Regions from separate parts of the Mus musculus genome. Here region 1 is linked to region 2. The links are chromatin loops, found by intact Hi-C in ENCODE. Cell type or tissue: heart. All regions are shown on one strand. Links, peaks and the distances in the headings refer to the core of each region. The heading gives the core; the rest is flanking DNA.

What was found. Hi-C counts contacts between places; a loop is a spot of excess contacts. Peaks named below come from ENCODE experiments on the same cell type or tissue, not always from the same donor. Only the 100,000 strongest peaks of a DNase experiment are listed, where the experiment ranks them.
Region 1: it touches region 2 in a loop (1.9-fold over the local background); 2 of 42 quality-filtered maps call a loop at or near these places.

Annotation. Positions count from the first base shown.
Region 1 is chr2:148,200,957-148,213,918 of GRCm38, forward strand. No RefSeq gene overlaps it. Among named protein-coding and RNA genes, the nearest start is that of Gm36597, 37 kb to the left of the region's middle. In heart, for the core only: no CTCF peak of the experiment used is centred there; no DNase peak of the experiment used is centred there; H3K27me3 peaks cover 470 bases.
Region 2 is chr2:148,142,544-148,155,505 of GRCm38, forward strand. Gm24221 (a small nucleolar RNA gene) reads left to right here and starts at 8,600; the gene lies at 8,600-8,919. In heart, for the core only: a CTCF peak has its summit at 6,115 (motif pointing left); a DNase peak (open chromatin) is centred at 7,058.

The DNA.
Region 1 (12,962 bases), core at 2,450-10,449, 58 kb after region 2:
ACAAAAATAGTGGAGGGGCAGAGAGATGGAGGGAGAGACAAATAGAATATCAGAAAACCAGAGCAGTACAAAGAGACAGGGAGCAAGCCGGAGATGAAGACAGCCTCAAGAAAAAAGAGTGTCACAGGGACATGAAAGAGAATCAGAGGAGACACCTGAAAAGGATGAAGAGAGAGGGGAGGGAGGGAAGGGGAGTGAGCTAAGAAGAGACACAATTCTCATAGACACACCCTGGTCAAGCAACTTCTTCCAGCTAAGCCGCTCTCCCTTTGAAGTCTCCAGAAACTCACTAAATACAGCTGGAGACCAAGTTATCTTCATGCTAACCTTTTCTCATAGAAAAAGAAAATATCTTATTCAAGTCATTACATTCCAATCCAGATATATATTGGTCATCTGAAATACTTTTACTTAACTAGTTATCTGTTTTTATAGAGATTTCCTATAAAACTGACTCTGAGATTGGGCACAAGTCGTTTAATTGGGAGGTGGTTTCAATAAGTATGGCAAATAATCTTATAGATATAATTTTTAATGTCAAATTTTAAATGTTGAAGTATTAAAAGATCAAAATCCGTCAAGTCCAAAATTCTGAAAATATAGTTCTATGAAAATTGTAAGATTCTTCAAAAGTTGTTTGTTTACATTTTTAGAGGAATTTACTTAAGCAAAACATGACAGGGTACTCCAGATTGCACTTTATAAAATAGTGTAGGAATTAACCCCATACTTGTATTTTTCAAATATAAACCCTCATATAATCTAATAAGAGTCAGGGTTTGGATCTACAATGTTCACTACATACTCATGTGTCTGGTCACTTTGCTCCCAAGTGGAAGCATCATTTTGGAACCTTTGAGAGCCTGGCTGATAGATGTAGGCCACTGGGAAAAGGCCTCTATGGTATATGATCTGCAACACTTCTGACTCAAGTCCTCTACTTTCTATCCGTTGCCATGATACGATGCTGTGGCCAAGGATCAAGCCTAAGTGCTATGCTACCCTTACCATGGTGGTCATAGTCCCTGAAACCATTAGCCAAATAGAGCTCCCTTCTCTTAATGTTTTTCTGTCATGCATAGTGTCACAGCTACAAGCAAAGTAACAAGTATTAAAATATATACATATTTTTGCAAGCATAAATGCTTAGATGTATTAATGATAATTGCATAGTATGAAAGTCGGGAGCAGACAATCTCTCCTATTCATGAAGGATCCAGAAGCTGAGATGTCTAAGCATGGACCTCTGTGGTTAGTTATAGACCCAGTTTGGACACTGTGGATCTATGAAGACTCGAATGAGTACCTATGTCCTTTAGAGGAGATGTTTGAAAGTCCCAGAGGGCGACCCCTTCCCATGCTCCAAACTGAGCTCTGGGAACCTTTTATCTTTGCAAATGCAGATCTACTCAGGACACATCTTTTGAAGTATCAAGGGAATTTCAGCAGTTGTACCCATAACGTCAAAACTTATACACAAAATCAACAATGTCATAGTGAAGTCACACAAAGTCAAATTAGTAGAATGTAAACTTGAGCTTCGTAAAATCCCTCCCACAACTTAACCTTCAGGATCTGAATGGAGCAAAGAAGAAAAATGCAGCACAGTGAATTTTAAACAATGCCGACCACTAGGAAGTAGGAAAATAACTTTAAAAAGGGGGAAAAGAGCCAAGCATGGTACCACGCACCTTTAATACCAGCACTTGGGAGGTACTAGGTGGGTTACTTAGGTGGATTTCTGTGAGCTCGAGGCCAGCCTGGCCAACATAGTGATACCCTGTATAGAATAAAAACAAAGCAACAAAATAAATAATAAAAAGAAGAAAAAAAAACAATTAAAAAGAAAATCTGACATTTGAGAAAGTCCATTGTAGGGATGGACTATCAGTGATTTGGTACAGATTGTCCATAAAAGTTAGTCAGTTTTTACTGCTCTGGAGTTTCCCCTCTTGAGAAATTTCTGTGTTTTTTTTTTTTTTCTTTCAGAGTGTCTGTCTTCTAAGACAGTTGTTCTCAATCTTCCTAATACTCTGACCCTTTAGTATAGTTCCTTACACTGTTGTGATGCTCAACCATAAAATTGTTTTGTGGTTACTTCGTAAGTATAACTCTGCTGCTGTTATGAATCATAATGTGAATATCTGACACACAGGGTGATCCTAGGCAACCCCTGTAAAAGGGTTGTTGAACCTCCAAAGAGGTCACCACCTACACGTTGAGAATCACTTTCCCAGGAGACTGGCCCACATCATTTTCTGTCACTGCTCCTCTGTAAGTCTTGTAACTGAAGACAGCATTTCTGACTACAATTGCCTATCTTCTGTGTCCTGCTGCTTTATTTTTGGGGTGAATGTATACCCTTTCACGTGTTCTCTCATACAGGCCATAGATTTATTGGGGACAGCACTAGAGGTTGAATTGTTAAAGCAGCTGCATTAGTGACTTCTTATCCTACCAGGCACATAATTACTTCTCAACCAGCCAATGACTTCCTAGGTCCCTTTAGGCAAATGTGGTTTTAATCCATTAGAAGCTGCTGGGATTCATTAGCTGGAAGAAGGGTCGCCAAGGCAGACAAATATTCATTTTCAACTGGCTAATCTCCCCAATGTTTGGCTTTCTACTTTCTACCCCCCTCTTCATTTTTTTTCTCACAGAAGTGAGTTTTTAAGATTCCATCTTTCATTATTTAGATGATGAGGACGTGAGACTGAATTTTTATTTCTTTTTCTTTTTCTTGCTTTTTGCATATGCACGTGTGTATACCCACATGCTTCCATAGGCACACACTTGCTATGATGTATACATGGAGATCAGAGGACAGATCTTGGTTGGTTTTCTCCTTCCACTGTAAGCTCTGGGGATTCAGTTCTGGTTCTCAGCCTTGTGCAATGAACACTTTTGCTCTGAGCCACTTTGCTGCCCAGAATTTAGACTTCTTGAGATTGTGATTTTTAGGGACTTTAGGCTTTGAGAATTTTTCTCTTTCGGGATCTCAACATTTGGGGTAATGGTGTTTGGGTTGGGTTTTTCAGGATTAGAATTTACTTCAGACCCGGAATTAGCTTTGGGGAAAGTGGGAATATGGAAAAGACCATGGGGAAAAAAACATTAGCAGGTGTGGTGATGTGCAGCCAGCTTTCCTAGGCTCAGGGCTGCCAGGGTTCTGACTTATGTGATATGCAGGATGCCTCTCCCTGCCCGCATAATGGAGGGAGTAGCACCGGCCTTCATCCACTGCTGCATCACTGCCTCAGAAGTCTTCCTCTACAGAATTAACTCTACAGGACCTTCTCTGCCCAGCTCACATGATGACCACACTTGGACTATGAAAGCCAGCAGACACTCACAGATGCTTGCTTCCAGCAGCTGTTGGCTTGTGGTACAAGGTGCTACAATAGAGCATGCCAGCAGCTGCTAACATCTGTATTTGTTTGTGGAAACTCCATCCTCACTATAGCTGCTGCTTTCTCACTGTTTCGGGTGTCTGCTTTCCTTTCTCTATCATCCTAGACTGCTTCTCTGTGTTTCCTTCCATGTCTTTAAACTAGAACACCAAGATTAGCTATAATCAAATGGAATAACAGGGCATTTCTGTGTATAAAATTCTCACATATACAAAAAATATGACTCAAATTATCAAAATAGACTTGGGTTGATATGCAGATATTGCACTCATTTATCATGAGAAAAAGCAAGACTTTGGGTTAAGTTATTATATAGACTCTAGACTTCTCAGAATCTACCTGAAGTCCCAGCCTGGATTGTATCTGTCCAAGTTCTGAACCACTCATTCATCCATGGACATCCCTGTCTCTATGTCAGGGCACTGAGATGCAAATAATAACAAAGGTAGTTGATGATCATGCAACTAGAACAAAAGGATAGATAATGCCCAGAGACATGAAATATGTAACAGCAATTTGCAGAAAGCATGTCAGGTTGATTGCCATGCATTCACAAAGAAAAATGTCTTTTCTCCCCTGATAATTCAATAAAAAAAGAAATTGGTCTTCATAGGAGCCCAGTACAGCAAAGATTTCTTTGAGCATGCACAATCCTAGAAATGGAATAAACACTGTCAAGAGTTGAGATGATAAGTTCTGAGACTGTGGCATTGACATCACTGTCCCAGGTTTAGCAGACTTCGTTCTAATGGCCATCCTGCCCTGTCCATCAGTGTGGCCAGCTCATCCACTCTCTTAGCTTCTGCTCTATGGTTTCCAGGCACTTTTATACTTTTGTTTCTTCTACACATGGAAATCGTGACTTTAAATGGCACCATATCCAACAGAGAAACAGAGACTGGTAGAGAATACTCCTTTCTAATTTTGTCTCTTTTCTACCCGAGACACTTGATGATCACTTTCTTTCATCCTGTGACATACAACTACTTGTCTTTATTTCTGATGTACTGTCTTCTCCTCTGAGAGGTTGCCTGGGGATACCCAAGCAAACTGCTTATGTATTTGAGTCACTGTCAGCTTCGGGGTAGGGAGGCTCAATCTTATAAGACCACCTCTTATTACCATAAAACTGAGTTATGTTTTGACTGCACAAACATGTATATTCCCTGAGGGTGGACAGGTGTGATTTGTGTATCTCATCCATACTTAGTCAATAGTACCATATGGTAGACCCTTCAAGTATTCTGTGAACTTATCAAACATATGTGGTATTAGCATCACATGGTCCTCTGTATCTGCAGGATTCTTGTTCATGTACTCAGACAGCTGCAAAGGGAAAAGTTTTACAGTGCTGGGTGAGTTGAAAATATAAGCATTGTCTTCTTATTGTTCCTTACCCAATTTAGTAGAACAAGTATTTACAAAAAGTTATCACAAGGAAGTGTTTGAAATGATATGTGTGGGATCCAAGTGGAGACAGAGTTGGGTGGGGAGGAGGTGTGGGATGTGGAGCAGTCGGAGGGAGGATGGGGAGGGGTAGGGGTGTAATATAGAGTGCAAAAAATGAATTACAAATAAAATAAAATTTAAAAAAATATGACCATTTTCTGCAAAGGTCAATTTGGTATTCAGAGGTTCCTAGAACCACTTCTTTATAGATTCGGAAGGACATATATTCCCATTTTTAAGTTAAGACACCAGAGTTGAAGGGCAGGGTTGCGGAAGTCAGCAGAGTCAAGCCTGCCAGGTGGATTTGCTAGAAGTTAGCTCGTTGGCTTGAAGGCATGGTGCTCAATTCCAGCCCTGTTTAACCTAGCCTGTATTGCAGCTGGGTCAGTGTGTCTAGAGTAAGGAAGGCTGTTCTGCAGTAGGATTGTTAAACCGTCAAAGGGTAGCCATCTATGCTATTTACTCTTTGCTCCTTTTCTCTTTCATGGGCTGCCGGGGAACCCAAATCCAAAAATATGCTCACTTGTAGAACACTTGACTTTATTCTATGTAGTTTTTTTTCTCTCGGCTACTTTTTAAAATTAATGGGATATACTTCTTTATGTCCCATTTATTTTAAAAAGTTTACTTTCATTAATCATGTTTCCCTACATGCATTGCAAAATGCTTCTTGTGGACTCTCAAAGAGAATCCAAGGAAGAAGGAAGTGGAGTCATGCCACAGAGCTGAGTAGTAATATTTGGTGGTAGTCATTGTCTCACTTGAGCTCTGGCTTCTGTTTGGGTCTAGGAGTCCCTCTTCTGTATTTGGAAATTCAGTTTCATTTGGGTAATTAGAGACTAAGAACACAGGATGCCTTTCACATGCAGCTGCCTAAGCCAGTGTTAGCAGATCGCAGAAACTTCAGGGTGGCCTGCACTTTTCCTCTCCTTTGCATGTCTAATGGCTCCCAGCTGTGGTCTCCCACTGCCCAGCCTCTGGGAAACCACACACTGATAGGACCTGGGCTTTGAATCTTGCAGCACTTGCCACTTGATTTTTAAGTGAAGAATGCTCAAAATAACTGCTCTTGCAAAGGAGAGGCACTTAGGGACACTTCCACACACAGAGCACTGCCAATGACTCATAATCAGGATATAAAAAGAAAAAAAACCCTGCCTGCCTGCTAAGGATTAATTCTTTTCTTATCCTTTGATTTTTATTCCCTCAAAGACAATTTTAGTCACAGTGACAATTTCACTTGTAATGTTTCATGGACATGTTCTAAGATTCTCTTCTCTCTTCTAGAAAGGCATATTTTGTATTCTCATTATCTAAAGACCCCTGCCTACAAAGTCTGACACTTCAGAAGGTTTTGAACTGCCCTATATCTATTTATATCTGTATATATCTATATCTATATCTATATCTATATCTATATCTATATCTATATCTATATCTATATCTATATCTATATCTATATCTATATCTATATCTATATCATCTATATTCTGTTCTTTCTTATTGGCTTGTGCTGGAAACCTCATGGGGCTCACTTGATTTTATATTGATAAAGTAGATATGGTCCCAAGCTACTTCAAATGTGAATGAGAAGTAGGCTGTAAATAAAGAGTGGCATTTGGGTTAATTCTAGGGGGTGTGGTCAACCCATTTCTGCCAGGGGAAGGAAGATATCCAATTTTAAAGGAAATCATGGAGACTCCTGTGAAGAAAATGGAATGACAGACAGTGCAAGAGGAAATAAGAGAGTCATCTTGGACATCAAAGCCTAAAAGAAAGGACCATCGCTAGCATGGATGGCAGCTATAAGATAAGAGACAGATTTGGCTCCAGGACAATGGCATCCTCAACAAGGCCTACTAATATGAAGATAAGTCTGCCTTAAGCAGCCACCCAATGCCCAAACCCCATGGATGTGGGCAGCAAGCTGTGGCAGTCTCACTCCATACAGATAGGCACAGGAAGAGGGGCAGAGAAGAAAAGAAAGAAGGAGGAGAAGAGGGAAAGAGAAGGAAAGAAGGTAGGAGGAGGCAGTGGTGGCAAGGAGGAAAATCCCAGGTAGAAAGGAGTGAAGCAATGAGCAGCTGGAGACCAGCTCACCTAAAAGCTGCTTTCAAGTCAAATAATGTATGTAAGACCTTGAGGTCTTACTCACAAGTTGTGTATAGGTAACTTCAAGTTCAGGATTGTGATGAAACAAACTTCATTACAATCCAGTAATTCACACACCACTAAAATGACTGATAGCAATACTAGAATCAGCTGTGATTTCATTGTGGTTTGCTTCTGGCTCTGTTGGAAGGTGGTGGAACCTTTCTGAGGTGGGGCCCACTGGGAGGTTTTATATCATTGGACATGTTTGAATACGAAATGTCCTCCACCTCAGGCTTATGTGTTAAATGCTTGTGTACTAACAGAAGGCAATATTTGGAGAGGCTGTCGAATCTTTTTGAGTTAGGGCTTAGCTTGAGAAAGTAGGTCACAGGGGCGGGGAGCATGCTTGCAGACTTCGTGTCTCTGCGTACTTCCTGTTCTGCTCTCTGTTTCCTGATCTGCTGTGGGTCATCAGTCACCCATGAACTAACCTGTTCAGCTGTTTCTTCCTGCCACGATGGACTAAAGCCATCTGTAACCATGAGCCTAAGCAAATTCTTCCCTGAGGAAGTTGTTTCTTTCTAGTATTTACAGTCACATAAATGTGACTCCTGCCTTCTTTTACTTTCCTGAAACATACATAGAGTAAAGAAGGAAGATCCTCAAGTCTCGTCAATGTCACCCAGCAAAGAATAGGGTTTGCAGTGAAAGTGGATCTAAAATAACAAAATGCTCCAAGCAGAATCCTATATTGGTTCGACACCATGAAAAACCAGAAATAAGAGCCAGACTTCTCACAATCCTAGACTTAAAAGGAAAGATAACTGCCTTAAAAGGAAAGAAGACCTGCATCTGCAACCCCTACAGATCAGAGTCACGCACTCATTTCTTCTGCCCATTTCTCAGATCAGAAAAGCAAGATCCTGAGAGGCTCTGTGACTATGTTTCTCCTGACCCAGACCTTTATGTGTGGATAGACTCAGAAACCCAAGGAAATCTGCAGGCTGAAGAGAAAGGCTGCCACATTCTGGGTTGTCCTCCCTCGTATAAAGTGGCAGTCTTGTAGAATTTTACTAAGTCTGGTGGTTTCAAGGATTTGTTTGGGAGTTTTTCAGGTACAAATAATTCAGATGGCCCATGAGGCTCATCAGCACCATATATTGAGTCTCAGTGAGTCAGTCACAGGGGAAGACAATTGATTCTCAATGGGGAGTGAGCCAGCTTCAGGTATCCCACAAACTGGCCTCTGTGATATCACAGAATGACTGTCAGGTTCTTAGTTTTAATCAGAGAGGAACGAACTCAGTGGGTCCTTTCAAATTTCTGTTTCTACTCAGTGTATGAGTGTTTGGCTGCATGTATGTGGCTCCATGAGGTGTATGCCAGGTTCCCATGGAGGGAATTAGATCCCTTGGAACTGGAATTAAAGATGGATATAAGCCATGATATAAGTCCTGGAAACTGAACCCGAGTCTTCTGTAAGAGCAGCAAATCCTCTTAACCACTGAGCCATCTCTCCAGTTCCCATACCACCTCGCATCTATTGAAGTAGAACCTCAGTGTCCACTCAAAAGTTAGAGGCCTCACCAGGAGGTCCTATGCCTGTAATTCAACTTGTTGCTGTGGGAAGTGTATTACATAGAGTTTACTTGCTTGGGGCCTGCAATCTCGTATTGTCAGGAGCAGACCCTCTACTACCCCAAACAACTCACTACATTTGATATGCTTCTAATAGTTTGGCCAATTAACTTAATTTTAAAGCTTCTAAAATTGTTTCCACCATCTTGTGTCATAATGTAGTAGGGAAAGGCCTCTAGGGCCCAAGGGATAGCCAGGAGGTGGCCTCTACTAATCCCTTCTCTCTATATCTTCTCTCTATCTATACTCAGTGGCCTGAGTATTATCTATCCTTCTTGCAAGTACATGGATAGTGCCTTCCCCTCCCCACATACATCGGCAGTTTTTGTTTTTCTCCCACGTGACCTGGAAAGTACATGATACTCCCCATGTGACCTGATCAGTCTCTTCCTCTGCTCATGTGCCTTGGAAAGTGTCTACCCTTCTCTCATATAACCTGGGAAATGTCTACTTGTCCCCCTCAACATGATCAAGCAGTGTCTCTTCCTGATGTGTTTTGGACTGTGCTTGCCCCTCCCCATGTAACCTGGGCCTCTCTTGACCTTCTGTTTCTGTAGTCTTCAATCTTCACGGTACATGTGGATTGCACCTGCCTTGAAGCTATCATTTATTTTTATCTATCTATCTATCTATCTATCTATCTATCTATCTATCTATCATCTATCTATTTTATTGTTTGTTTGTTGCCATTTTGGGGATCAAACTCAGTGCATTGTGTACACTAACCCAGTATTCTAGCACTGACTTCAGCCCAATCTTACCATGAACATCAAATAACTTAGATATAAAAAAATCTCATGGACAGACCTTCAAAGATCCGTACCAATATTCTTCAAACTATTCCACAAAATAGAAACAGAAGGAACACTACCCAATTCATTCTACGAAGCCACAGTTATGCTGTGGATTCTCCCTTGGAGATGGAATGGTTTCTGTCTAATCAGGAACTTTTCACAATTTCCTTTCATAGAGGATTTCATAGCATATTTTTTCTACTTCTATCATGTTTAATGTTCCAAATAGATTTTAAAAACTGGTTGAGTGCATATTACTTTTAGCTTCAGAAGATATCATGTATATTTAAGAGACATTTATCTATTATAAAATTTTTCGATGACTTAAAAATATCAATACTGAGTTGTATATTTTAAAATAAATTTTATTAATTTAATAAAAATAAAAATAAAAACCCTGCACACAAAAAATGAAAGGACAATAAAAAATAAGAAAATTCTCATGGAACGGTCACTTTGGATAACTGTATAGACCTTTTCACTTCCACTGGAATAGGCAAGCACAATGGGGTCTGAAGTCAGGGACACTTGGAGTCGGGCTTCTGTCAAGCTTACTTTCCAGGAGAACTTTTATTTCCTCTGTGTCTGTGTGTATTTTGTGTCTGTAGTGATATGATTTCACAGTCGCCCACCAAGAGTTATTTTAGACCTTGCTGTCTGAATCTAGAATCCTTTCAAAGCTTCTAATTTCTACTGAACACAAACATCTCTTGAAAGTCTGGGGTTGGGGGTGGTGGAAAGTGGGGGTTGGAAGATTCCAGAAACAGAAAAAAGTTGTAAATCTACATAAAGCTATGACAGTTCAAAGAACAGTTATCCTTCCTAAGTTGAAGTTTCATGACAATGGAGTTCACCATGATACAAAATGGAGACTAGCCTGGGAAGAACTGTTCAGGCCTGTGTGTAACAGTGAACAGAACACAAGGAGAAGAAAAGATCACTTGTCTGCAAATGGCTCATTAGTTCCTGCTGCAGTGGCTCTTTTACAATTTAGATTTAAGATGGTCCCAACAGACCTGTGTGGCCAAGAGCTTGGTGCTACTGGGAGGTTATAGAAAGCTTTAAGAGATGGGGCCCTGTGAGAGGTCTGAGGTCATTGGAGGATTGCTTCTGGAAGAGACTTTGAGATCCTTGTCTTTGCTTCTCTTTTACCTGCTGCTCAGCCACCAAGGGGAGCAATTTTGTTCCTCCATGCATTTCCTGTTGAGATGTCCCAAAGCAACAGGTCCAATTGGTTGTAAACCAAACCTCCCAAAGTGTTAGCTACTTTTTAGTTTTCACCTTTCCTCTTTAAAAATTGAATAGCTCAGATATTTTGTTGTAATAATAAATTGCTTCCTAACATAGACACTTACATACAACCTTCCCAAACCCTATTTAGAATTTGGCAGGTGGTCAGTATGTGACAAGAAGGCAGATGATATAAGGCATGGCTCTTTTGTGTGCTATTGGCTAAATCACTGAGACACCTGCCTGGTGTGTGCAGCTACCAGGTCCCCGGAGCTTGCTGTAGGCATCTGCCTATGCTGCACTAGTGTGAAAGGGAGGCTACATTCATTGTAGGTGAGGGACAGCTATTGCTCATATGAGCAGAAAATTGTGGCCAAATAGCTGATTATTCCTGTACAGATTAGGATTAAATAAGCTATATATAAGTATTTATTACACACACACACACACACATATTTAGGATTTATTTATTTTTATGTGTCTAAGTGTTTGCCTGTATACTACATTTGTGCAGTGCTCAAAGAGGCTAGAAGAAGCTGTTGTATTCCCTGGGATTAGAGTTACAAAGAGTTGTTAGCTACTATGTGGGTGGTAGGAATTAAACCCTACCCTCTGGAAACCAGTGCTCTTAACTGCTGAGTCATCTCTCCCGCTCCCCAGTTAAAGGATTCTTAAGACTGGGTTACCACACTTGGGATGATATTCTCAAATTCCAACCATTTTCCTGCAAAATTCATGATGTCTTTGTTTTTAATAGATAATTAGTATAGATTAGTATAGTATAGTACTCTAATGTGTAGAGTCATCACATTCTCTTTATCTATTCTTCAGCTGAGGAATATCTAGGTTGTTTCCAGTTGCTAGGTTTTACAAATAAATCTGCTATAAACAAATATCTTTGTGGAATGGTGAAGCATCTTTTGGGTTTATGTCCAGGAGTGGTATAGCTGGGTCTTGAGACAGAACTATTCCCAGTTTTATGAATAACTGCCAAATTGATTTCCAAAGTGATTGTATAAGCCTGCACTTTCACTTACAATGGAGGAGTGTTCCCCCCTTGCTCCACATCCTCCCTGGCATGTGTTATCTTTTGACGTTTTGATATTAGCAATTCTTATGGGTATAAAATGGTACTTCAGAGTTGTTTTGATTTTCATTTTCCTGATGACTAAGGACTTTGTGCTCATGTATATATGGATATTAGTCACAAAATACAGCATACCCTTTGTGATAGTTGGAATATGCTTGGCCCAGGGAGTGGCACTATTAAGAGGTATAGCCTTGTTGAAATAGGTGTGGTCTTGTTAGTGGAAGTGTGTCATTGTGGGCCTGGATTTTAAGACCCTAATCTTAGCTTCCTGGAAGCCAGTCTTCTTTCCTAGCTGCCTACAGAACAAGAGGTGGAACATCCAGCCCCATGTCTGCCTGGATGCTGACATGATCCCACCTTGCTAAAAATGAAATGAACCTTTGGACCTATAAGCCAGCCCCAATTAAATGTTGTTCTTTATAAGAGTTGCCTTCATCATGGTGTCTGTTCTCAGCAGTAAAACCCTAATTAAGACACCCATGCTACAATCCACAGATGGAAAGAAACTAAACAAGAAGAAAGGCACAAATGAAGGTGCTTGGATCTCACTTAGAATAGGGAATAAAATAGTTATAAAAGGCAGATGGAGAGAGAGAACTGTGTGGGAGATGGGGAGGGCAATGTGGTGTTCAGGACCAGATATGGAGAGGAATAGGAGATGGTCACATCGCCATGAGAATGAATGGAAATCTGCATCTGACAGTCATGGGGAGGTGATGGGCATCTCTAGGACCAGGCAGGGACCTGGGATGAGGGAGACACCCAAAAATCAATGGGGATATGGAACTTGAAGAAGACACCTCCTGTAGCCAGACAAGAACCCCAGTGGGTCTATAGGGACACTAACCCACCCACAAAACTTTCAACCCAAAATTTATTAGGTCTACAAGAAATGCAGGCATGGAGGATAGAGCAGAGACTGGGGGAATGGCTGATCAATAACCAATCCAACCTGAGACCCATCCCATGGACAAGCACCAGTCCCTGACACTATTAATGATACTCTGTTGTGCTTGCAGACAGGAGTCTAACATTTCCGTCTTCTGAGAGGCTCCACCCAACAGTTGACTCAGACTGACGCATTCATCCACAGTGGAAGGATCTTGGGGACTCTTATGGAAGAATTGTGGGGAAGGACTGAAGGCCCTGAAGGGGATAAGAACTCCACAGAAAGCCCATCAGAGTCAACTAACCTGGACCATTGGATCTCTCAGAGACTGAACCACCAACTAAAGAACATACACAGGCTAGACCTAA
Region 2 (12,962 bases), core at 3,133-11,132:
ACAGCACAGGAAAATACCAAGAATTTCAAGAATAAAAATAAAATTGAAAAATAAGATAAATCAAATAAATATAAAATAATAAAAATTCAAGGGCAAGCAGAAAACAAATAATGGCAGCAAAAAACAAAGACTGACCTTCACTGTAGGGTCCTTAGCCTGTGGTGTCAACAGCTGTGACAGTAGTGACAAGTTCATCACCATATGCAGTGGGCCCAAGTGTCACTGTAGTGTGGACTGTTAGCAGACTTTCTAAAGAGCTGGTGGTGAGGATCAGTCAGCCTCCAGGGGTCCCTGAGTAAGTGAAAGAGCCAAAGGTAACATTTACCTAGCATTATTCTGTAAGAGTTTTGGATTTCCTAGGCTAGCAGTGTGGCTATGGAAGCTGGCCCACCTGGTCTTGTTTTCTGTTCAAGACTTGGCTAGTTGCTGTATCCAGTCTCTAGCTGCTTTGTGGGTTCTTCTTTCTTCTACCCTTCTCCATCATTCTTCTACTCTTACAAACCCCTAACACTAGATAGGAGAGGAAAACGGATAGAAAGGAAAGGGGGCAACATTTTTATTAGACTACTTCCTGCTGATTAGAGATATTGAGTTCCTTGGGGAAAGTTTGATCTTCACTATTAGGATATCTAATTTCTTCTTGTTGTTGTTTCTTCTTTGTGCACCACTACTTAACAAACCTACTTAACAAAGTGCAACCACCAACAATGAACCAACAACCAACAATCTATCATACCTCTTAGGGCTCTAGTTTGTATATATTCTCTGAAAAGTCCCCAGAATTCCAAAATTGCTGAAACTATTTGCTGCTGGCAATATTACACCCCTGCTAGAGTACTAGGCGAATCATAGTCAGCTGCTGTGGACAATCTAAAGCAGTCTCATATCCCACATCTGGGATTAAAATGAAAGCATATTCCCATAATCTCTCTCTCTCTCCCTCTCCCTCTCCCTCTCCCTCTCCCTCTCCCTCTCCCTCTCCCTCTCCCTCTCCCTCTCTCTCTCTCTCTCTCTCTCTCTCTCTCTCTCTCTCTCCCTCTCCCTCTCTCTCCCTCTCTCTCCCTCTCTCTCCCTCTCCCTCTCCCTCTCCCTCTCTCTCTCTCTCTCTCTCTCTCTCTCTCTCTCTCTCTCTCTCGGTGTTTTAAAGAAACCAAAATTCTCACTACAAGTTGCCTTTCAAGAATAATTGTTTCATAGTTTAAATTAGGGAGCCTGATCTTTCATTTTATAAAAACATCTTCACAAAGGTAGACAGTGCTGAAAGGTACCTGTGAAGAAATGCTACACATCCAGATTTCATATGCATCAAGAACATGTTAAACCTGGTCTGGGAGAGGGTGCAGGAGATGTAGCTCAGCTAATAGAATGCTTTTCTATCATGCATGAAGCCATGGGTTGGACTCCTCAGCACCACGTGAGAGCAGGCGTGAGGTGCACACATGTAATGCTAGCCCAAGAGTCGCGTCAGGAAGGCCAAAAATTTAAGATCCTTTGTAGATACATAGTAAGTTCAAGCCACCCTGGCTATTAGAAATTGTACCCCCAAATAAAATCTGATCTTGAACATTCACCGAGGTCTGTTGCTCTTGCTTCGGGTCCCTGAACTACTCTGTGAGATTCATGGCCTCACATTCCACATAATAGGTTCAAAATGTGACCTCAAGTGTTCACAGAAGTGCTGAAACTCATATGTATCTGACCCCAGAACACTGCTTCAAGAGTACACTATAGACGGGGTACACTGAGAAAGCAATGTGATAGAATGTTCTGTGATGGTCCCCACAAAGTGCTCTGTACTACCTACCTAGTATTCAGAAGTAAAGCTTTTAGCTGTTATATTTTACTTTAGTTGAGTCTGCTCAGAGTTCTCTATATGTTAACATACTTCACGCTATTGTTTTCAAACACCATGGTCCACAGACCCCATCAGAGTCCTGACTTACAGTTGCCCCAGAGCCTCAGGTTTGCAGCATCCCTGCAACAAACATTTCTATTTAGAAATAGCATAGTACATGGAGAGATGGCTCAGTGGTTAAGAGCACTGACTGCTCTTTCAGAGGTCCTGAGTTCAAATCCTAGCAACCACATAGTGGCTCACAACCATCAGATATGGGATCTGATGCCCTATACTGGTGTGTCTGAGGACAGCTACACTGTACTCACATAAATCAATCAATCAATCAATCAATCAATCAATCAATCAATCAAAAAAAGAGAAAGAAATAGCATAGTATAAAGATTCAAGCTGTAGAGACAGTCACAGAGAGGTGATGCCATGGATGGTGTTAATAGTATCCTTGGGCTTCTTTTTTTTTTTTTAAAGAGGGAGCCTGGGTGGAGGTTAAGATGAGCTAATAAGGTCCATCCATAACAATTCCAGGGCGTTGGCAGGAGGAAGATTTCCTTAGTTCCAGCCCCAGGAGGGAAGCTTCCAACCAGCTCAGGGATGTGCTAGGCTAGCAACTATCTTCCTTCAGGGAAGGGATATCAGTCTATTTTCTCTTGTCCCTGTGGGATGATCCTATGGGCTGGGTCAGGAGGAGGAAGGGCAGGGGTGGGATAACCTGGCATTGTTTCATATGCTCATATTGCTGAGTTCCTCACAAGATGAAGCAAGACAGGCTCTGCCTTAAAATAGAACTTTATCCCAAGTCTTGTTTTTTCCTTCTGGCTTTTCCAAAAGCTAACTAAGTTTAATTAAAAAAATATCATTACAGGGGAATTAGTTAGGAGGGGGGATCTGAACTCAGTGCACACAGGCATTGTTCTAGATATTATTTTCTAAATTCTGTGCTCATATAATATTTTCATTATATTAGATAGTAAGGATAAAAGTAGAAGATCATCTATTATGGAAAACTTAGGACAAAAGTGAAAATGCACTCTCATGTAGCTATCACTGATGGAGAGTGACCTGTGCCTTCAGTGTCTCTCAGCCACTGGGGGTAAATTTGAAGTAAACTTCATACAACATTTTGTCCTCCAGCCTGTATTCTGATTGGTAAGAACATAAGCACACACTCCTGTGATACGGGAGTTTATGGTAATGTGTTAAGCACCTTATATCATATCCAGTGAGCATTCCTCTGACTTTATGGTGTCACAAATGCCTTCAAAAGGTATTTTGTTTGAAAAACAGGCTCAAAACAAGCTGTGTGTAATGTTCCTAGTGGGCAAGTCACACTCTCCCTTCATTCCAAGGTTACAGTTGCCAGCTGTACTGTGCACTGATTTTGATTGTGCTAATTAACAATGTGTTACATGTTGACCTCTGAGTCTATCATCAACCAGGGACATTTCTGGCTCCTGCTGCTTCTGCAGTCAGCCCACCCCTCCACAGCCGGGCTCCTCTTAACAGGCATTTTTACCTGTTCCTGGGAGTTCTCATCAGGTGTTTTTTGGTGTATGTGTCTTGTCTGTGAGACTCATTTGTGTTGGTGTGATTGACATTTTATTTTCAGTAATCCCCTGGTGAATTATAAACTCTTCTGCCATTCATATGATATAGATTGCTTTTGTATGGGCTGTTATTCTCAGCTCTGCTACTGGTCATTTTGTCCTTGTGTTTTACAACTGAACCCTCTTTTCTGAAATAGCTTAATAGACTACCTGTACATTCTAGCCTTTAGAAACCCTCCTTGCAGTTTTCAAAGTGGGAGTTCCAGTTATCCCAGGCCCTTAAAAATACTGGACACGGGTGGAGCTGCAGATCTCAAATCTCTCTGAAGACAACTGTGACACACCAATGGGGAACACCACACCACAGCACTTTTTCATGTGCTAAATGCTGAGCAAAGTATTGTAGAGCTTATTATGCGAAAATAGCATAAAACTCCCTCCAAGCCACGTGGACAGATGCGTCGGAAGCAGGAGTGAGTTCTGTCTTTTGACTTGAGTCCCATCCCGTGGATGTCACATAATGCATGTCTGAATATTCCAGTAGCTGAACAACACAAAATCTGTAACACCATTGTTTTGGTTATATTAGGTGAGAAATACTTGTGTATGCTATCTTTCTTTCATTTTAAGGTTATTTTTAAAGATTTATCTTATTTTTAAAAATTGTGTATACATGTATGTGTCTTATGTATGGATTTGTGCACCTGAGTGTAGGGTAGGCTTGGAGTCTAGAAGAGGAAATCAGATCCCTTAGGGATGCTGGATGTGGGTGCTGAGAACAGAACTCAGGGCCTCTGTGTTATTTATTTATTTATTTATTTATTTATTTATTTATTTATTTTCAAAAACAATTTTTATTAGATATTTTCTTCATTTACATTTCTTTTTTAATTTATTAGGTATTTTTTTCATTTACATTTCCAATGCTATCCCAAAAGTATCCCCCATACCCTGCCCCCATAACTCCCCTACCCTCCCACTCCCACTTCTTGGCCCTGGCATTCCCCTGTACTGAGGCATATAAAGTTTGCAAGACCAAGGGGCCTCTCTTTCCAATGATGGCCAACTAGGCCATCTTCTACTACATATGCAACTAGAGACACGAGCTCCGGGGGGGAGGGGGTACTGGTTAGTTCATATTGTTGTTCCACCTATAGGGTTGCAGACCCCTTTAGCTCCTTGGGTACTTTCTCTAGCTCCTCCATTGGGGGCCCTGTGATCCGTCCAATAGCTGACTGTGAGCATCCACTTCTATGTTTGCTAGGCCCTGGCATAGCCTTACAAGAGAAAGCTATATCAGGGTCCTTTCAGCAAAATCTTGCTAGTGTATGCAATGGTGTCAGCATTTGGAGGCTGATTATGGGATGGATCCGTGGGTATGACAGTCTCTAGATGGTCCATCCTTTCATCTCATCTCCAAACTTTGTCTCTGTAACTCCTTCCATGGGTGTTTTGATCCCAGTTCTAAGAAGGGGCAAAGTGTCCACACTTTTGTCTTCCTTCTTCTTGAGTTTCATGTGTTTTGCACATAGTATCTTGTATCTTGAGTATTCTAAGTTTCTGGGCTAATATCCACTTATCAGTGAGTACATATCATGTGAGTTCTTTTGTGATTGGGTTACCTCACTCAGGATGATGCCCTCCAGGGTATTTGCCAGGCACTGGCAAAGCCTCACAAGATATAGCTATATCAGGGTCCTGCCAGCAAAATCTTGCTGACATATGCAATAGTGTCTGAGTTTGGTGGCTGTTTATGAGATGCATCCCCAGGTGGGGCAGTCTCTGGATGGTTCTTCCTTCTGTCTCATCTCCAAACTTTGTCTCTGTAACTCCTTCCATGGATATTTTGTTCCCCATTCTAAGGAGGAACAAAGTATCCACACTTTTGTCTTCCTTCTTCTTGAGTTTCATGTGCTTTGCAAATTGTATCTTGGGTATTCTAAGTTTCTGGGCTAATATCCACTTATCAGTCAGTGCATATCATGTGAGTTCTTTTGTGATTGGGTTACCTCACTCAGGATGATTGCCTCCAGATCCATCTATTCACCTAAGAATTTCATAAATTCATTGTTTTTAATAGCTGAGTAGTACTCCATTGTGAGAATGTACCACATTTTCTGTATCTATTCCTCTGTTGAGGGACATTTGGGTTCTTTCCAGCTTCTGGCTATTATAAATAAGGCTGCTATGAACATAGTAGAGCATGCGTCCTTATTACAAGTTGGAACATCTTCTGGGTATATGCCCAGGAGAGGTATCCTTTGTACTCTTGACTGCTGAGCCATCTCACCAGAAATGGTTGGTTTTATATGGTGACAGATTATTTCTTTGCCCAAGCCCTTACTAGGCCTCTACTGTGACCTGTAAGGACTTGAACAAACACTATTTCTAACAGCTTAGCCATGTTTCCCAATTCCACCCTCTCTAGAGCACATGGACTGCCAAGATGGTGTCCTGCTTGAGCCAGCCTTCCCTGAGTGTAGAGCTCCATCTGCAGTCCCAGTAACCAGGGAAGCCAGAATCTTAGCCCTGGTGACAGGCTGCTGGTAGATACTGCAGGCTTAGTCACAGCTGCTGACTCTTAGCTACATCTCACTTATCTGAGTCCCCTGCAGCCTGTTCTCCATTCTCCTCCTTCCTCTCTCCTTATTTTCTCTATTGCAAGCAGATTTCTCCTTTGCACAAATTGAATATGAGCTCATTTACACTGACTCCTTCTGGTTGCAGTAGACCTGACTGACCTCACTCTGCCATCTAGTGATGGGGGATGTGTTTTTTTTTTTTTTTTATGTGCTCACTGGCCACACTTCTTTTCTGTTTATTTTACTTTGCATATTTATTTTTTGTTTATTAGGTTGGGCTATCTTCCTGAGTGTTCTTGTGTGTATAAATGTTTTTCCCTGTATTGAGAACATATCATTCTCAGAGAACCAGATGCATTAGTTAGGACCACACAGTTGAAAAATTAAAGAACATAAATTAAACATAAGGCAGTTGCAAGATAATGAATGTCCTTGGAGAATTTAGAAAGGGTGGGATCATGCATGGGGCCTCTTCAGAGGAGGCCTAATCCCTGGGAAGAACAAGAATAGGGAAAATGTAATAAAAACAGAAATTCCATAGAGGGAATGTGTATGGTAAGGAATAGATCATTTGCCTATATGTGCTAGGCTATGGGTTCTGTGCCCAGCACTACCAAGGGGAAAAAAGACATAGCAATGTAGAAGAAAGGATGGAATCTTTAAGATAATTGGAAGGTTTCTGTGAAGTCGTGCATCTGTGGATGCCAAGAAAAAGAGTGCAAACCAGAGTATGTGAAATTGTGGATAGAGTAGCTATTGTGAAGAACATTGGAAGGCAGAATGCAAAACAACCCTAGTTTATTTGGTGTGTTTTACATGATTAGGGAACTCTCTATGTGTCTCTAAAATAGCTTTTGCTGTACAAATTGAGAATGGTTGCTTCTGTGACTTTATTATATTATCACTCTGATGAGGCCCATTCTTATGCACCCACTGTAATAGTCCTGTGAGTCTGAAGCTGCCATCAGTGTTGAGGCTTCTCAAGGACTTGCTTTGCTGGGTGGGGAACATCCTGCCTGGGGGAACTTGCCTTTCCTGAAGGAAAAGTGAGGTGTCCCAAGCGGAAGGAAAAGACATTCAGAACTAGGGAAGTTGTCCACTCCCAGGAATGATGGGGGAGGGATGGCTAGGGAGTAGCCTGGAAAGGTTCAGAAGGGGACAGTCCCAAGCTACCAGGTCATTGTGGCCACTGTTATTCAGGACAATGCAAGCTTCAACTTGGCCTACCCTCATTCTCATGCAGATCTGTAGTCATATCCATGAGCCATCATGGAATAGTCCATCTTGGGAGGAGATGAGAGTTGGTGTGCTGGAACCCAGACCAGAGTGCTGCAGAATGAGTCTCAGCCATATACGTTCATGCTTGGCTTAGGGAAGGAGCTCTGTAAACATGTGATGCTGTTCATCTTTCCAGGTTGTGTAACAGGTGGACATGAGCCAGGTCCTTCTGCATGCAGGATTTTCTTTGCCAGGGATGCTTCACTCCTGGAATATACAGCACTCAGTTCCAAGAGCTCATTGCGGCCATATTTTCTGCTTCCTTAGACCAGTGATCATCTCTCAAGTGAAGAGGCAAGGTTTGTCTAGGGATGCCTAGAGTGAGTTGCTGGCCTGTTGAAAGCACTGAATGTTGTGAGCTTCATGTTGACAGAGGATAAGCAATTATGCCTAAAGACCACAAGACACTTGAACTTTCATGAAGTAGATTTTAGAAATATCCATTCACATAATTCACTAAAGCATCTTATGGCCTACTGGGCCAGATAAATTTTACTTTATGCTGTTTGGGGTGTATTTACAGACTTTATTCTACCTTATATTTTTCTAGTCAAAGAAGTATGTAGGGAAACTATGTTAAAGTTTTTCCTTTGCCTAGATTAGTCTAATCATTGCTTACTTAGCTTTTCCTTATTTTTCTACAAACCCTTACAAGACACTCCCATGGGCCAGAAGCAGCGCTCCTCTCTGGAGGCTCAAGACAGAGGTCTCTGAAGGCAGGACCATCTTGTGAGAGGGATGATACCCAATAGGGCATCACATTAGGCGCTAGCTGATTTATTAATTCCACTTCTGTCTGGAATGTTGAATGCCTCGCCCCCACCCCCCAAGTGACAGATCTTTCATCTTCACATGGTAGAGGGCAAAGGACAAAGAGGCAAAGATGGTACCAATTTCATTCACGGGAGCACAGATTTGATGTCTGAGTCACCTCTTAAGGTCTCATTTCTTAGTACTCAGACAAAGAAACTAAAGTTCAACATGGGTTTGGGATGCAATAAGCACTAAAACCATAGCAGACACCTCAGCTCTTTGTAAAGACCTTTAATTTGATGCTGCAAACGTTAGGTGGAAACTCAATTTTCACATATAGACAAAAGCAAAGGAACGGGTCCAGGTGAGTTTGTGGGTTTAGCATGTATCAAGTGTTTGGAATGAGAATGTAGCAAAAGTTTGGAAAGGAATATTTTTCCTGATTGAGGAGACAGCAGGAACTGGGTTTGTTTTCAGTAGAGAATTTAGCTCCATCAAGTGTTCAGACTTTGACAGGAACAATGTATGCATGTATTAGTTTTATAACCAAAAATAAACTTAGCTTAGACATTTCCATTTTGGGAAAAACTAAAAGCAGAATCAAAATTAGTGTTTTACAAAATTTGTATTACAAGCCAAATAAGAGAATTACCTTACCAGGTCTGTAAATCTTGGTAGGGACAGAGCTATGTGCATCTACTGCAAGTTATGTGCAGACCAGCAAACATTTTCCTACTAGGAACCATCTCACTCAATTGAGGTGATTCCTCAGTTGCCATGGAGAAGTTGTAAATTGGAATGGAAGTCGAAACAGGCCATACTCAAGTTACCAGGGTCACTGGTCTCAAAGGACTTGGCTGTGTCATAGCCACTGACAGATGAAGTGTGCATATTTGGTCTCATGGCTGCAAGAAAAAATAGATTGCACACATTTGGATTAAGTTTTTCAGTTAACATATAAAACAATAGGTCTGGAACTGTTAGACTCAAATCTGCACACAATCAAATTGTAGCCTTTGAGGCAAAGCTTGCCACATCTGGAGGCAAAAGCACTGGTCCATTTAAACAGCTTGCCTCTCTGCTCTCTGTATATGTGGCTGACAGACCTTTGTTTTCTGTGTCCCATCCATCTGCTGTTCTTGAAGAAAAACTCATTCCCCAAATCACCCTCAATGGGAAGCAAGCCATTTTACTCTAAGGCCATTTCTGCCCTATAAGTTCTGTAAGTTTAGCTGGTCTACAGCTGCCTACATCCAGTTGTGAGATCTTTTTCCTTTGAATTGAATGGACTCTGAGAGGCAGAATCTGGGAGATTTGCATTTCTAGTGGGAACAGTTTGTTTAGTTTCATTGTCGCCCTCACAGACTTGGTCATCAGTGAAAGTTCCTGCAGCTCTTGTTTGACGATGCTGACACTTAGCAGGGAGGATGATGATTGTATCTTCCGGAGTGTCATGAGATGAGGTCCCAGAGGGACTCACTCCCTGCAGAATGCTCTGAGAAAACGAGGAAGACCTGGCTGCACTGAGGCCACCAGGCTTTGTGGGTGTCAACTTCCAGCTTGTTCTGGGATTCTGCTCAGCAGATAACATGTGTGCACCTCCCACATTTACATAAATACACACATATTTAAACGCAGAAACACACTTTCTGCTCTATTGTTGGCCTTTTTCATTATTTTTATTGATAGTGCTGGACATTCTGTCTAGTATTCCATGAGTGCTCAATAAATATTTCTGAAAGAATAAATAAAGACACAACGGAATGGCTTTCCCAACTTTCCCAGGGAAACAAAGCAACAACAGTATCTTCATCATGTTACTGTGGTACCCTAAATTTTCCATAAAGCAAGAGCGTTAGTGCTGCAGCTTTCTGTGTGTGCATGTGTGTGAACACATTTATGTGAAATGCTTTTTAGCTTTATGAAAAATCACATAGTAGATGCGAATGAGCATGCCAAGTTGGGCAGAGAAAAACCCATAAAGTCTCAACTCTGAAGAAAGAATTATAGGTAAATCAGAAAATCTGGGAGCAAAAAATGATTTTCTCCAAGGGAGAGTACACCAATTGGCTGTGCAGTGCCAAGCAGTCAGCCCTGAAAACATACATGCAAGTAACATCATATGGGCTGTGCAGGTTGTATTTAGGAATATATGTATATATACAAATATATATATATATATATATATATATATATATATATGTGTGTGTGTGTGTGTGTGTGTGTGTGTATGTATACATGTCATTCACATATATGTATATATGAGAATAATTGATGAAAAAGAGGCCATGAATTTGAAGAAGAGAAGGGAGGGATGTATGAGAGGATTTGGAGGGAAGATAGGGAAGGGAAAGATATTGTAAATAAATTAGAACTTCAAAAATTAGCAAAATGACATCATTTATCAGTGGCAAAGTGGAAGAATGATGCTAAATGAAATAAGCCAGATATGGAAGTCAGACTGTGCATCTCATTTGTATGGAATCTAAAATAGTCAAATTCATAGAGTGAGTGGGAACCAGGGATGGTGAGGAGGATGGGGAGATGAGCATCAATGGGTTTGACATGTCAGTTAAACAAGGATTTCTGAGATCTGTCATACAGCAGAGTTATTATAATTAATTATAGTGCATTTGTATTTATGACTTTTGCATGATTGTTACAAAAATACTCAAGAACCACAATCTAATAGAAGAATATGTTCTTTTTTGACGATGGTATCAAAATTCAGTCTATGATCACTTGGTTCCATGATGTTGGATAGAACATCTTGAGGTAGGACCATGAAGTGAGACTTTTTTTCATATCAGGTAGACAGAAAGCTGAGAAAGACACACAGAAGAACAGCAAGGCAGGACCACGATTTAGGCTCCAAGGATCTGTCCACAATGACCCACTTCCTCCATTAAGTTTCTTCCTCTTAAAAGTTTCCAAAACCTCTTAAGTCAGCCCCTCAAGCTAGGGGACAAGCACCTAACAGGCGGGTCTATAGGGGATATCTCATATTTAAACCATAACAAAATTATGTATTTCAAAATAGCTGAGAAAATGTCAAATTCATGAGAAGCCTGACTTCCAATGAAGATCAGGTAGGGTGCTAAAAGTGGCTACAGGCTCCTTAGTACTCAAAGCAGACTCCACTATTTGCAGAGGACCAAGCCTTAATGCCATTCCCACACTTGAGCTTGTTGATCCAGAGAGGGAAAAGCTAGTTTTTAATGATAGCATTGCTTTTGTACATATGAATGGGCAGTTTCTATTTTCTCCTAAAACTAGAGTGGTTTAGAAATGTAGACCGATAATGATCAGTCTAAAGAGATAAGTGATCTCAGTGCCCAGATGTCAAGATAGCTTCTTAGTATGGGACATGGCAGCCATTGCTCCAAAGTCCAGGGGTTTCTCCTTGGCATCCCATCACCCTTTTCTCCCTGGAAAGGCATTTGCAATTCTGGACAGGCACATGGGTTGTCTTCTAAAGAAGGAATGTGTTCCCTGGCCAGACGCCATGGCTTACTTGATGTGTGTATTACGTTGAACATCACAGGGAACAAATAAAACTTTTATGAAAGTGTCTATAGAACAGGAATGCTGAAAGCCTCACTTATGTTTCACAGGTGCCAAACATTAGCCTGCATTCTTGCCAGCACTGAAGTGCCGATTGAAATGGTGTGGTAGTCAGCTTTCTGTGACTGTGACAAAATACCGTAAATAATCAGCTTGAAAGAAGAAAGGTTTATTTTGGCTCCCAGGACTTCTCAGCACCAGATTGGATGGCCCCATTGCTCTGGGATTGTAAGAAGTCAGTACAGTAAAGCTAGGCTTCCTCCAGCTCAGTGGTTCTCAACCTGTGGGTCATGACCCCTTTGTATAAGTAACATATCAGATATCCTGCATATCAGATATTATGGTTTATAACATTATCAAAATTACAGTTATAAAATAGCGACGAAGATATGTTTATGGTTGGAAGTCAACACAACATATAGACCTGTGTTGAGGGGTTCACAGCATTAGGAAGGTTGAGAACCATTGGCTTAGCTGAATCAGTGTGCTGTAGGTTTACTAAGGGACTCCATCCCAGAAAGCAAAGTGGTTAGTGAATAAATGACAGACTGGGGACCATGTCTTTATCATATGGGTCTTTTGGGGAAGTGGTGACAGTCATTCAAACAATAGCCAACAAACAGAGCTTTTGTATCCTGTTACTTTGTGCAAACCACCTCAGGAAATCTGATGTCTTGAATCAGCCTCAGTTCCTCAATTTCTTTGCTATTGTTTCCCCACTTCCACTGTGCTTGATGCCTACTGAAGTGATGCTCAGAGACTGGGCATCGTGTTTTATCTTACAGGACACTAACAGAAATAGAAGAAGAACACTTCTCAAATGTTTCCCCTACCTCAACCTCTTCAAGGACACCGCGGTCAGTGAAAATGATATGGATACCGTACCATCTGGGCCTCCTGCTCTGATTTATGAAGAGAGGGCCAAGGATATGTGCTGGTCACTTGTGTGGGAAGTGATGGTGGGAACTGCACTGGAGTTTTCTGATGTGTCTACATGTATCTGTCACTGATATGTCAGCTCTACCCTCATCTCCAAAGCTACAATTACTCCCACATGAAAAGTATCATGGACATTGTAGTATAAGAGAGTTCAGTGGGAGTACGAGGACCTGAGTTCAGACCCACAGCCCCCATGTAAAAATCTAAGTGTGGTGACACATGCCTGTTAACCGTGCACTGGGGAGATAGAGATGGAAATCCCCAGGGTTCATCAACCAGCCAGGCTAGCTGAATCAGTGAGCTTCAAGGCTAATGTGAGACTCTATCTCAAAACATAAAGTAGAATATAAAGATAGAGTCTAGCAAGCATGCTATGGACTGGATCATTGCCCCAGCTCTTTGCTGAGACTTCTTAGCCATTCTGGATAAACAGACACTGACTCTTGG